2 separate regions of the Homo sapiens genome follow, and region 2 is linked to region 1. Evidence: chromatin contacts called from ENCODE Hi-C or POLR2A ChIA-PET data. All regions are on one chromosome and are shown on one strand. Each heading gives the region's core, a stretch centred on a gene start or an enhancer-like site at or near the end of the contact. The rest is flanking DNA. Distances are from core to core; before and after follow the strand shown.

What was found. Hi-C counts contacts between places; a loop is a spot of excess contacts on that map. ChIA-PET counts read pairs that join two places held with the same protein, here RNA polymerase II (POLR2A). Pooled maps may share reads with other maps.
Region 2: a map of GM12878 shows a loop between it and region 1 (3-fold over the local background). The contact joins two enhancer-like sites. A Hi-C loop is called at or near these places in 7 of 168 maps with a recorded cell type or tissue (CD14-positive monocyte, GM12878, IMR-90 and 4 more), 36 of 37 single-sample maps with no recorded cell type and 9 of 50 pooled maps. POLR2A ChIA-PET finds 5 or more read pairs at or near these places in 5 of 52 experiments (AG04450, HepG2, IMR-90 and 2 more).

What each region holds. Positions count from the first base shown.
Region 1 is chr3:159,962,153-159,968,878 of GRCh38, reverse strand. The region is part of intron 9 of IL12A-AS1 (IL12A antisense RNA 1); the gene reads left to right. Among named protein-coding and RNA genes, the nearest start is that of IL12A, 23 kb to the left of the region's middle. RefSeq lists an enhancer at 4,440-4,719. Within about 2 kb of position 4,363, at least 4 of the 41 ENCODE cell types and tissues checked have a DNase peak (open chromatin) inside an H3K27ac peak, as active enhancers do; they include GM12878, where a contact is called at or near this core.
Region 2 is chr3:159,920,752-159,927,477 of GRCh38, reverse strand. All of the region lies in intron 9 of IL12A-AS1 (IL12A antisense RNA 1), which reads left to right. Among named protein-coding and RNA genes, the nearest start is that of IL12A, 65 kb to the left of the region's middle. Within about 2 kb of position 4,362, at least 3 of the 41 ENCODE cell types and tissues checked have a DNase peak (open chromatin) inside an H3K27ac peak, as active enhancers do; they include GM12878, where a contact is called at or near this core.

The sequences.
Region 1 (6,726 bases), core at 3,114-5,613:
AGGCTGAGGCAGGAGAATCACTTGAATCCAGGAGGCAGAGGTTGCAGTGAGCTGAGATCACGCCATGGCGCTCCAGCCTGGGTGACAAAGCAAGACTCTGTCTCAAATAAATAATAAATAAATAAATAAATAAATAATTAAATAAATAAAATAAAATAAAATAGTGTATATATACATTAATAAAAAAGCAAAACAACCAAAAGGCAGTTATTAAACTGGAAAATTATTGTTAGTAAATATTATATGTAATTACTACATGACATTTATTAAGAACATAGACAAAATAATCATGAAAATGAACATTTCAGTAGATGGATAGAAAAAATATTAAGAAGGAATTCACAAAAAGAAAAATACAAATAGCTAATGAATATGTTTAAAAAGTCATATACACAAATGATCAAAGAGATGCAGTTAAAATGAAATACCATTCTTTGTCTATCCAGCTAGAAAATAATTATAAAATGAGAATTCCTAGTCCCGGTGAAGGTATAATGAAATGGTCACTGTAAGTAGTAGGAATAAATCAGTGCAACTTTTCTGAAAAGAAATTTGGCAACATTCACTAAGTCTTAAAATGTTTATACCTTTTAACTCCAGTAAATCTGATAGTCTACCCTAAGTTATTTGCAGAAATGCAAAATAACAGCTATGTCCTAAGATTTTTGTAATAACGAAATAAATGGAAGAATATATGTCCAACATTAGTGAAGGTTAAGTACATTATCACATAATGGAATATTATGCAGCCATTAAAATTAAGCTTACAAAGGGCTTTTAAACATCACCTAAGGACATTAAAAAATAAAATTGTGTAACCTCTCTGTTTAAAAAGAATAATAATTTAAGGCAGCTTATGAGTAGACCTGAAATTTAGCAAGATTGCCTAAATTAGAAGTAGATGAGAAAAACAGAAGACAACAAGAGTAGGAACAAAAGACGAGCTGTGAAGAACCTATTGCAAAAATGAAAACAATTGCTGGAGTCTGAACATTGGCTATGAGTGAGTTGAAAATCCCACTCTATGCAAATCCAAAAAGGAAAGGTGTTTTAGAACATCACAGCATGGAGTTTGCTGGGGAGGTAACATAAGATAAATACAAGGTTTGTCAGGCATGACTGAGGCACAAGTGAGGTTTAGCAATACGATTTTACAGTGCATCCACTTGGCAGATGTCTATAATTTTCTATGGTAACTCTCAACAGCCTGAAAATAGCAGAAGCCACAGCATCAGAGGCTGAGAAAATGATGATGGATAAATTCAAGTTCGGAAGTTGAAATGATAAAGTGGGAGGAAGGTGGGGTGGTGAAGGCATCTGGGGTGCTTTCTGAGTAATCATCTATTAATTCAACAAAAAGTTATTGAACACATACTGTCTACAAGGCATTGTCCTAGTCATTCTGGGGATACATCAGTGAACATAACAAAGATCTCTAAACTTTGTTCACAGATAAAGTGAGATGAGGAATATATAATAAACAGAATACATCATGAATACAATAAAATTGTGTGCTTGGGAACAAAGGAAACTAAGGAGCAAGGGATAGGGAATTGGGAGTATAGTTAGTGTGTGTGTGTGTGTGTGTGTGTGTGTGTGTGAGAGAGAGAGAGAGAGAGAGAGAGAGAGAGAGAGAGAGAGAGAGAGAAAGGCTGGGCAATAAAGACCTAAAGGAGGTGAGGGAGTGAGTCATGAAGATATGTTGGGGGAGAAGGTCAAGGAGTGAGAGCATCTGGACCACTAGGATCTAGAATAGGCAGTGCAGAAAGAAAGGTAAGGCAAGGACCTGCCTTAGATGGAGAAAACAGAGATGGGGTAGGTACAATTCATTAGGGAAAGAGAGCAGTCAGGAGGTCATCAGCCAAAGTGGGGAACTCCTGAGCCTGGAGTCACAGAACTTTACAACTCTCATCTTAAATCTACTCCCTTTGCTCACAGAACTACTGTTAAATGTTCCGGTGACACAGTCTGCAGTGGTGCACCCCTCTTCCTGCTATGAGTTCAGAACAACTGCTAAGTGGGCATACTGAAAATTCAAATTTCACAGGAGAGGGCTTTTTGGTAAAAAATGTATAAAAAGAATTGAGTGACTTGCACATTAAAATATGCCTTCTTTAGAGGTTTAAAAACAAAGATAGAGGCCAGGCACGGTGGCTCACACCTGTAATTCCAGGATTTTGGGAGGCCGAAGCGGGTGAATCACTTGAGGTCAGAAGCTCGAGACTAGCCTGGCCAACATGGAGAAACCCTGCCTCTACTAAAAATATTTTAAAAAATTAGCTGGGTATGGTAGCAGGCTCCTGTAATCCCAGCTACTAGGGAGGCTGAGGCAGGAGAATCGCTTGAACCCAGGAGGCGGAGGTTGCAGTGAGCCGAGATCACCCCACTGCACTCCAGCCTGGGTGACAGAGGGAGACTCCGTCTCAAAATAAATAAATTTAATTAAATAAATAAATAGATAAATAGAATTGTGAGGCATGTAATTGTACCAATAAGATGATCACAACATTGTCAGATAACACCATCCAAAATCATATGCATAGAAAAAAAGGATAGAAGAAAACACCAAAATATCTACTGTAGCTGGATATCGTTGGGTAGTGGGATTACACAAACTGTTTTCTTTATTTGTTTCTACTTGTTTTACTTTTAATAATGGCTGAAGAATTTTTACTTAAAAGTAGGCTGTTTGTAGCAATGTTGGTTTAAGTATAGTCCTACTAGACAAGAAGAAAATGTAATAGAGTACAAATTGATAACTAACATAGGAAATAAAAATAGTAAAGACATGGAAATCTACTCAACATCATTAATTACCAAAGAGAAACGAAAATTGAAACTTTAAACATTTTTATTTTTTGCTCATTAAATTGGTAATTTAAAGAAGATTTATAATGTGGAACTAAAAAAAAAATGGAGACGAAATAATCAATGAAATCATTTGACAAAATTTCCCAGAACTAAAGGAAATTGAAAGAGTCTACTGAGTGGCCATCAACATAGATGAAAATAGACTCTGCCGGGCACGGTGGCTCATGCCTGTAATCCTAGCACTTTGGGAGGCCGAAGCAGGTGGATCATGAGGTCAAGAGATGGAGACCATCTTGGCCAAGGTGGTGAAACCCCATCTCTACTAAAAATACAAAAATTAGCCAGGTGTGGTGGCGGGCGGCTGTAGTCTCAGCTACTTGGGAGGCTGAGGCAGGAGAATCTCTTGAACTCAGGAGGTGGAGGTTGCAGTGAGCCAAGATGGCGCCACTGCGCTCCAGCCTGTGTGACAGAGCGAGACTCTGACTCAAAAAAAAAAAAAGAAAAGAAAAGAAAAGAAAAGAAAAGAAAATAGATTCATACATATTCTCACAAAATTCCACAACACAGGGGACATAGATAAGATCCTACAAATGTCTAGGGAGAAAAGAAAACAACTTATGTAGAAAAGGATCATGAATCAGAACAGTTCTGGATTGTCCAACAGCAAAACTGGAAACTAAAAGAAAATGAAGAAATGTCTCCAAAATATAGGAACAGAATAATTTCCAACCTTTAGTTTTCGACCTACCAAGTTATTAATCAAATGAGGATAGGCATTTGCAAAATATCGTAAATTTACCTCTGATTCATTCTTTCTTAGGAAGGCTATTGGTGGGTGCATCCACAAAACTGGGGAGTCAACCAAGAAAGAGAAGAGCTAAAAGAAGAGTGAGGGAAAGAGCATATCTAGACTGATGTTAAAGAAAGACCTTAGGCCAGGTGCAGTGGCTCACACCTGTAATCTTACCACTTTGGGAGTCTGAGGTGAGAGGATGGCTTGAACCCAGGAGTTCAAAACCAGCCTGGGTGATGTAGCCCCATCTCTACAAAAAATAAAAAATTAGCGGGGCGTAGTGGTATGCACATGTGGCCTCGGCTACTCAGGAGGCTGAAGTGGGAGGATCACTTGAGCCCAGGATATCGAGGCTGCAGTGAATTGTGATTGTGCCACTGCACTCCTGCCTGGGCAACAGAGTGGGACCCTGTCTTGAAAAAAAAAAAAAAAAGAAAAAGAAAAAGAAGAAAAGAAAGACCCCCAAATGCCGGTTCAGATCAGAGGTCAAGAGGTCAGAGGTCTCCAAGAGAAAATTCTTCAGGGCTTTGATTTTATGAATACCTGACGCTTCTAAACACCTTAAGAGGAATTAAGATGATCCACAGAGACTTTGTGATTGACACAATAGAAAGTATGTTTAAAAATAAAATTAGTAATTATTAACTTTAAAAAACCCCACAAAGCTGTACAGGAAAGGGAATATAAATACTAGTATCGCCTCTGACTCATTTCTGACTAATGTCTAAGATGTCATCAGAATGTAAATACTGAATATGTCTCTAGTAGAATTGTGATATGACTCTGTTGGGGAGATAGGGTACTGAGAAGGGCTATGTGTATGTGGAGAGAAGAAAGTGAAATCCTTTTCTTTTATGGAAGCAAATTTAGAAAGAACACCTAAGCCAGTTACCCCCTCTCTTTCTGGACATTCTCATGTTTGGATGGGGAGTTATTAGGAAGACAAACAGCCTGAGAATAAAGATGACACACTGAGAAAAGCAGAATGGAAAGCAGAAACTGGGCCCTTGATGATCTGTGACTGAATTAACTAATCCCGGAATTGGTCTACCTCCGATCTATTTGTGTAAGGTCCTCAGTGACGATGCTGTGAGCATCTATGGCTTCCACATTCAAGTACTTTGCACAACTATCTCCGCAAATTGGTACAACTTCTAGACAAGGCATATAAAACTCCAGAGGCCACGAAAAAGGTCAATGTTAATGATAAGATATATTATTATTAAGCACTGACAATATGCCACATCCTTCAGGCTACCTGAAGATTGATAGCCCTTTCCGACTATGAGTTTTACTGCCTATGGCCTTAAATTTTTGTATCCACAGAATTATTGAAAGAAAAAAATGACTTTACTGAAAATAACCACACTAATATTTATGTATAAGTTTATACTTTTAAAAAATAATTTTGACACATGACAAGTAACTATTCTGAAGAAACACATTATTATGTGCTACCTACTTCACAAATGATAAACTAAGGAAATGAGTAAGACCACATATAAATTTCTACAAGAACTTTTAAATACAGTTGACCCTTGAACAACATCAGTTTGAACTGTAAGCATCCACCTATATGCGAATTTTAAAAATAAATATATTTGAAAACTTTTTGGAGATTTGCAACAATTTGTAAAAACTTGCAGATGAACTGTGTAGCCTAGAAGTAGTTCTAAAATTAAGAAAAAGGTATGTCACAAATGCATAAAATATACACAGACACTAGTCTATCATTTACTACCATAAAATATTCAGAAATCTATTATAAAATGTTAAAATGGGACTATGCCTGGCTACTCAGGAGGCGGAGGTAGGAGGATGGCTTGAGCCCAGGAGTTCTAGTCTACAGTGAGCCATGATCCTGCCACTGCATTCCAGCCTGGGTGACAGAGCAAGACCCTGTCTCAAAAGAAAAAAAAAAAAAAAGAAAACCACCCACACAAACACAGACTGTACATGGCACTATTTGCAGTTGAGAGAAATGTAAACAAATGTAAAGATGCAATATTCTATCATAACTGCATAAATTAACTGCAACAATACTGTAATACTGTACTACTGTAACAATTTTGTAGCCGCCTCTTGTTACTATTGCAGTGAGCTCAAGTGTTGCAAGTATCTGCTTAAAATGCCACTGTGATGCTAATCATCTCCAAGTGAGCAGTTCATTTCTCCAGTAAATTGTGGATTGCAGTAGAAAGTGATCTCTCCCAGTTCTCCTGTATTTTTCCTGTTTAGTGCAATAATGTAAACCTGGAATAACACCATGAGACTCATATAAAGTGCTACTAGTGATGCTGGAAGTGCTCCCAAGAAGTGGAGAAAAGTCATGATGTTGCAAAGAAAAATTGAATTGCTTGATCTGAACCACAGATTGAGGTCTGCAGCTGCGGTTGCCTGCCATTTTAGGCAGATCATTCACCTCATATACAGACAATGTAAACCTGTGGTGTCAATAGAGTGCAGTGTTGTAAATGTATTTTTTCTTCCATATGATTTTGATTTTCTTCCTTTTTTTTTTTTGGGATAAGGTCTCAGTCTGTAGCCCAGGCTGAAGTGCAGTGGTGGAGTCATGGCTCACTGCAGCCTCAACTTCCCCAGGCTCAGGTGATTCTCCTACCTCAGCCTCCTGAGTAGCTGGGACTACAGATGCATGTCACTATGCCTGCTAATTTTTCTATTTTTTGTAGAGACAATGTTTTCCCATGGTTAGTCTCGAACTCCTGGGTTCAAGAGATTCGTCCACCTCAGCCTTCTAAAGTACTGGGATTACAGGTGTGAGCCACTGTGCTTGGCTTCCATATAATTTTCTCAATAACATTTTTTTTCTTTTTTTTTTTGGAGATGGGTCTTGTTCTGTTGCCCAGGCTGGAGTACAGTGGTGTGAATATAGCTAATTGTAACCTTGAACTCCTGGGCTCAAGTGATCCTCCCACCTCAGCCTCCAGAGTAGCTAAGACTAGACTACAGGCACGCACCACCATACTTAGCTAATTAAATTTTTTTTTTTTTTTTATAGAAATGGAGTCTTGCTATGTTGCTCAGGCCGGTCTTGAACTCCTGGTCTCAAGACAGTCCTTCCTGGGATTATAGACATGAGCCACCACACCTGGCCAAGATTT
Region 2 (6,726 bases), core at 3,113-5,612, 41 kb after region 1:
ACGTATCTCATAGTTTCAAAGTCCTTAGAATACTGTAAATATTTACAATACTGAAGCAGCATTTTCATCTATAAAATGAGAGGATTGGACTCAATGAACTCGAAGAACCCTTTTGATGTAAAACTCACAACCTGCCTGGGTTCAAATCCTGACTTCACCACAGACCAGCTGGTAGTTCTCAAGGTTAGGGACTGTACTTGTACCTGGCTCAATTCTGGTGTGACCAAAGTACCTGAGACAGCACCTGGCACATAATAGGTACTCAGAAAATGTTGTTGTTATTGTTGGTCGGTTTTTTAGAAACGGGGTCTCACCCTGTTGCCCAGGCTGGAGTTCGGTGATATGATCATAGTTCAATGGAACCTCCAACCCCTGGGCTCAGGAGATTTTCCTGCTTCAGTTTCCTGAGTAGCTGGGACTACACCACCATGCCAGGCACACACCACCATGCCTGGCTAATTTTTATTTTTATTTTTGTAGAGACAGGGTCTTGCTATGCTGCTTAGGCTTATCTCAAACTCCTGACCCGAAGTGGTCTTCCTGCCTTGGCCTTCAAAGTGCTGGGATTACACGTGTGAACCACTGCTACTGGCTGGTCTCTAATCAGGAAATTTTGAATGGGTGGTGCATGGATGAGAATCCCATGAAGAGGTATAAATAACTGTTATGAAGCAATGAATACGGGCTTGCCTCGGCCCAGGGGCCAAAGCCTTCAGGAAGAAGAAAAGACCGCCCCCATCTTAACAGATGGATTTGTGGTCTTGAGGAGCACCAAAGCCCTGAAGAAAAGGGGGGAAACTAGGGTTTGGGAGACCAAGAGTAGAGGAATATGCAGAGGAAGTCACCATACACTATGGCCTGCCCTCCTGAGCAGGAATGCTTGCTTCCTGCTGACCTGGAAACCAGCTGTCCAGCAGAATGGAAAAACAGGTGGACTTAGACCCAAAGACCTGAGTATGAATCCAGCCCTGCTCTTCTCTACTGTGTGCCATGGCACAGAGCACACACACGCCATGCCAGACAATTGATTTTAATCAACTTTATCTAGTTGATAAAGTACTTACAATATTGAGAGAATGAATGGGAGCATCACTAAATACCTTCTCAGGATGCCAAATTTCATCTTTTGACATGAAAATGTTTAGTTTTCAAAGTCGTTTTAACATACCTTCCCATACACAGAATGCCCCTGCAGGGCAGGAACCTTTCTTATGCCCATTTTGGAGATTTGATTCAGAGCAATTGCTCAAGATCTGCTGGCTAGTTTGAACTCAGGTCTTTGGACTGCAAATTTTTCTTTCCCCTCTGCCTCCTAGTATGCGGCATGAATCTCCAGACTAAAGTGAGACCTTTTAGATGGCTGAATAAGGAAGAAACCTGGAGAACATACATGTGGGTTAGAAGTCATTATGGCTCCGAGATCGCAGGCTGATGCCATTGTTACTGGGAACTGGAGACAGAGCTGAAGGACCCAGGGAGCCGGCCGGCCCAGCTATTAACACCTCAGGGAGCTCAGCTTGTGCATGGATGAGGCATCCAGGAAGGCAAGACAAGGTAGATGCCAGGCTCATAAGAGGGAAATTCTTCTAAAGAAGGGAAAGCACTGGAGGGAAATAAGTGTAATTGCTTCTCATTTGAGATATTCAGCAATGTCTGATGTATATCTCCAGGGAGGATACTTTCAGTTTAGGGGAGGATTTGAGAACTTGGTTTGGGGATTCTAAGCCTAGCATGAACAGTGAAGAAAATCTTTTATGCCTCTGTACAGAATCATCACCAAGCAACTTTCAGGCACATATTCATTCATTCTCAACTCTGAGTACTTACTATGTGCCAAACACAGTCCTGGGCCCTTTGGGGTGGTACAAAGTTGATTCAGCTATTGTCTCTAATCTTGAGGAACTCCTGGAGGCTTAGTCATGTGGTCAGGGTTTGAACCCAGACAATCTGACTCTGTGCTGTAAATTAGCATCATGCTACCTCTGTTAGAAAACACACCCAACTCGGCCTGGAGGAATCCAGAAAGGCCTCTAAGAAGGAGTATCAGCTTTGAGTGGAGTTGAATTGAATTCAGCAAATGGATGAGAAGGGAAGGATGTTCTAGGGAAGGACAATGTGTTGAAAGGCTAAAAGTTGTAAGGAGAGAAAGGCATATTCAAGGAAATGCAAATAATGTGGAATGACATAAGATTAATGATAATAATAGAAAGAGGGTAGAATGTGTGTAGGAAGTAGAAGGAGAGGAGGCTGGAGACTCGAGAAGGGCCCAGTTTAAAGCACTTTAAACTCCATGCTCAGTATTTTGTCTCAGTGGCATTGAAAAGTGATGGATGTGTTTTGGGCAGAGCAGTGACATGGCCAGCACTGTGACATGGGACATTGTGTGCAGGAGCTTCCTCTAGGGCAGTGGTTCCCAAGCCCAGTCATTTACTTCCTGGAGTAACCATTTTTTCTTCTTTGAATCCACTCCTTCTCCAGCCTTCTTCATCTCAGTAAATGGTACCTACAAATGTCTGCGTCTCAGGTCAAAAATCTAAGGGTCATCCTTGATTTCTGCTCTTCCTGTACCATGTACATCCAATCCATCAGTATGGTCTCTCAGATGGCTCCTGAGCCCATTTGCTTCTCTCCATATCCATCATCTCTGGCCTGGACAACTGTGTCTGCTTCCTACTCAGGAAGGAGTCTTCCTGCCTCCCTGCAATCTAATCTCCACACAGAAGCCAGGGGATCTTTGGAAAAATCTGATACTGTCTGTGATAAAGAATAACTTGAGGAGGTATGCATGGGACACAGAGCACAGAGCCAGATTGTCTGGGTTGAAATCCTGATGACACCATTAAGAAGCCAGGAGTTCCTTTTTAAAAACAAAAACTTTTTTTTTTTTTTCTGAGACAGGGTTTTGCTCTGCTGCTCAGGCTGAAGTGCAGTGGCATGATCATAGCTCACTGAAGCCTTGACTTCTTGGGCTCAAATGATCCTCCCACTGCAGCCGTCTGAGTAGCTGGGACTATAGGCATGCAGCACCAAACCTGGCTAATTTTTAAATCTTTTGTAAAGAAGTGGTCTTGCTACATTGCCCAGGCTGGCCTCCAGTGAACCTTCTGCCTAGGTCTCCCTAGGTGTTAGGATTATAGGCGTAGCCACTGCACCTGGCTGTCCCCTTCTTAAACCCCTTTCAGCAGCTCTTGGAATTTCATTGCCCATGGAATACAATCCAAACTCCTTACGATGGCCACGCGAGTCCTGGCTGCCTCTTCAGCCATCTCAGGCCAGTCCACTCGTTCCCTTGTCAGCAGGCTCTAGCCAACAGGCCTTCTGACCCTTTCTAGAACTTGCCAAGCTCTCTGTGACTCAAGACTTTGCACTTCCTATTTCCAGCCCTTCCCTGAGCAGTTCTATGACCTGCTTGCTCCTTCTCCACTTTCCAGCTTAAATATCGTTTTCATGGAGGCTATCTGCAGACCTCCTCAGGTTATTTCTTATCACAGCACCCTGTGACTTTCCTTCATAGCTTATTTTATAGAAACCTATTTTTTTTTTGAGATGGAGTCTTGCTTTTGTTGCCCAGCCTAGAGTGCAATGGCATGATCTCGGCTCACTGCAACCTCCGCCTCCTGGGTTCAAGAGATTCTCCTGCCTCAGCCTCCTGAGTAGCTAGGATTATAGGAGCCCACCAACATGCCAGGCTAAGTTTTGTATTTTTTTTAGTAGGGACGGGTTTTCACCATGTTGGCCAGGGTGGTCTTGAACTCCTGACCTGAGGTGATCGACCCACCTTGGCCTCCCAAAGTGCTGGGATTATAGGCGTGAGCCACCTCATCCAGCCTAAAAAAATCTTTATAGTCTGAATTTGGTCTTTCTGCTTAGCTATTTGATGTCTGTCTTGTCCTGGAAGAATGTCAGCATGCCAGTCTTTCTACTGTGGTGGCCCCCAAGCCTAGAACGGGGCTGGAGTGTGTAGGCATTCGAGAAATATTTGTAGAATGAATGAATAAATGAGTGCAATTTAATCCTCCAGAGCACGAATTTTTTTCTTAAGTTATCCCTCTCATTTTAATAAGGGAAGAGATGCTGAGTGGAAGAAAAAGCCCACACAACGATGGTTTATTCCCTTTAGTCTTGTCTTTTTCCTTTGCGAGACTTCACTTTCTGGTTATGAAGATGAATGTCTGACACGCTTTTTTTCCCCCAAGATGCTCTTTCAGAGTACTGACTGGTTGAAACCTGTGGCGACAGCTTTCATCGAGTCCAAGAGGTGTTGCATGCTCCTGCTGGTTAGAAAACAGCACTGTGTCACAGTAGGGGAACAGAAACAAAACCAGACCATGCTTGAGTGCAAGCTGCAGCATGGAAGGGACTTGAGAGAGCATCTCAGGCCCAGCCCCCTTGCTGTATAAATGAGGAAACTGAAGCTTTGCGAGGCCAAGGAAACAGAACCCATTCTCTTTTTCCTGACTCCCCTTACCCATCACACCCCACCCCTCACCTTCCCACTCCCAGTGAGAGCCTGGATCTGAGTTGACTGGTGATACTGTCATTCTCTTGTCCATTCCTCATCAAGGTTTGTTCTGATGGGGCCATGAAAGGCTGTGTTGTCAATAGCCTGTGTGACCTTCTTCAGCACTTAGGGATGTGTCTTACATCTCTGAATAACCTCGACAATTCTAATTTTGGTTATGCCTTGCATGAATTTAGTGAAACTTTATGGGAAGCTTATTTTTATTCTCACCCCTAATTGTGTCCTACGGGTTAATGAGGTTCCTCATTTTACTACTTATTTTGTAGCAGTAGAACTTTACTTATCTTCAATTAACTTCTTGTAAAATCTAAGGCAGGAACCACCACAAGCAACTTGCGAGTCTTATTTGGCTCAACTGTCTCAGGGCAAGTGTCCTCTGTTGAACTCCCACAACTAATTTGAACTAATTGGTAACACTAACAATTGGGCAGTTTTCCATAATAATTTGAGATTATGTCTTCTCTTGGGAAATAAGAAAACCTGGGACAGTGATCCTTTGTGGCAACAGTTAGCTGGAACTGAGTAGTTGCATGCATCAGCATTTCACTGCCCCATTTAGACCTGGGGAACACCCAGTTTAACACAGTCATCAACACTCCTCATTGCTTTACATGCAGCTGGGTCCACTCAGTTACTTTATTTCCCCAGCTCCTGAAAATATTTTGAGTTCGTATCCCTGAAATATCCTTCCAAAGCATTCTGGAACTTGAGATCTGTGATCCATGATCACATTTATGATCTATAGATTTTTAGTATAGTATTCTTCAGACTTGGTCTTCCTCATGTGACACCCAGCTTCAGAGACCAGGGCTGGCTGCTCTCCACTGGGGGCATGATCCTCAAGTGCTTCCTTTAGAACAACTATGAAATTTAAAACAAAGTTAGTCCAGAGGGATTTTGGAAGCAGGATGCAGAATGCGGAAGAAACTCAAGATAAGGTGTAACAACCAAGTTAGGAAGGGTGCAGGTGAAAGTTCAGAGAATCCTACTAAGCGGTCAGTCATTTAACTAATATCTATTAAGGTTTTACTATATTCCAGGCACAAAGTGCTAAAAATATAGGTGGCTACTGCCACCCATTCCCTATCATTACCGTCTGTTTCTGCTCCTCCTACTCTTCTGAAGTTTCTGTCTCAACGGTCATTAACAATCTCTGCTGTGGACTGAATTTCTCCCCTCTCCCAAATTCATATATTGAAGGCCTAATCTCAAATGTGATGACATTTAAAGATGGGGCTAGGAAACAATTAAATTTACGTGAGGTCATGAGGAGGAGGCACTCATGATGATATTAGTGCCCATATAAGAAGAGAAACTAGACAGCTTACTCCCTCCACCATGTGTGGACACAGCAAAAAGATGGCTGTCTTCCTGTGAAGCTGGGAAGAGGGCCCTCACTAGAACTTGACCATGCTGGCACCCTGATTTTAGATTTTCAGCTTCCAGAGTGGTGGGAAAATAAATTTCTGTTGTTTAAGCCACCCAGCCAATGGCATTTTGTTATGGAAGTTCAAGCAGACTAATACAGTCTCCTAATGGACAGATCCTGTGGTCTTAATCATATGTGGATTCTCTGTAGCCTCTGAAAGGGAAGACATACTCTACTGCTTCACTCATATCCCTTAGCATTAATGGGACATTCTCCTCTTATATCTTAGGCTGCTTCTAAACTTCCTTAACTTAATCATGTCTGCAAAGTCATGTTATCTAAACAAGGTAACATTAATTTGGTTCCAAGGATTAGGACCTAGTATCTTTTTGGAGACATTATTCAGCCTGCTACAGACTGCTATTGATTTTGGTGTGCTAACCTTGAATTCAGCAACATTTGTCTGAAGAGTCCACTTTATATAGACAATTATTTCACAAGCAAATTACAATTTTGTGTTTGCTGACTCAAAAAATTTCTATTCTTTCTCCTTTGCCTTCTGTCTCTCCTCTCCCTTTAGATCCTCTTCCCCTTCCTCCTCCTTCTATTTTTGGTCTAATTTTCTTAATTTTGAATGATTTCTTTTTTTGTATTTATAACAACTTTTTGAGACATAATTCACATACTGTACCATTGACCCATGTCAATTGTAAAATTAAATGTCTTTAGTGTAAGTACACAGCTATTCAACCATCATCACAATCAATTTTAGAACATTTTCATCACCCCATAAAAAACTGCATATGCCTTAGGTGTCAACCCTCAGTCCTTCTTC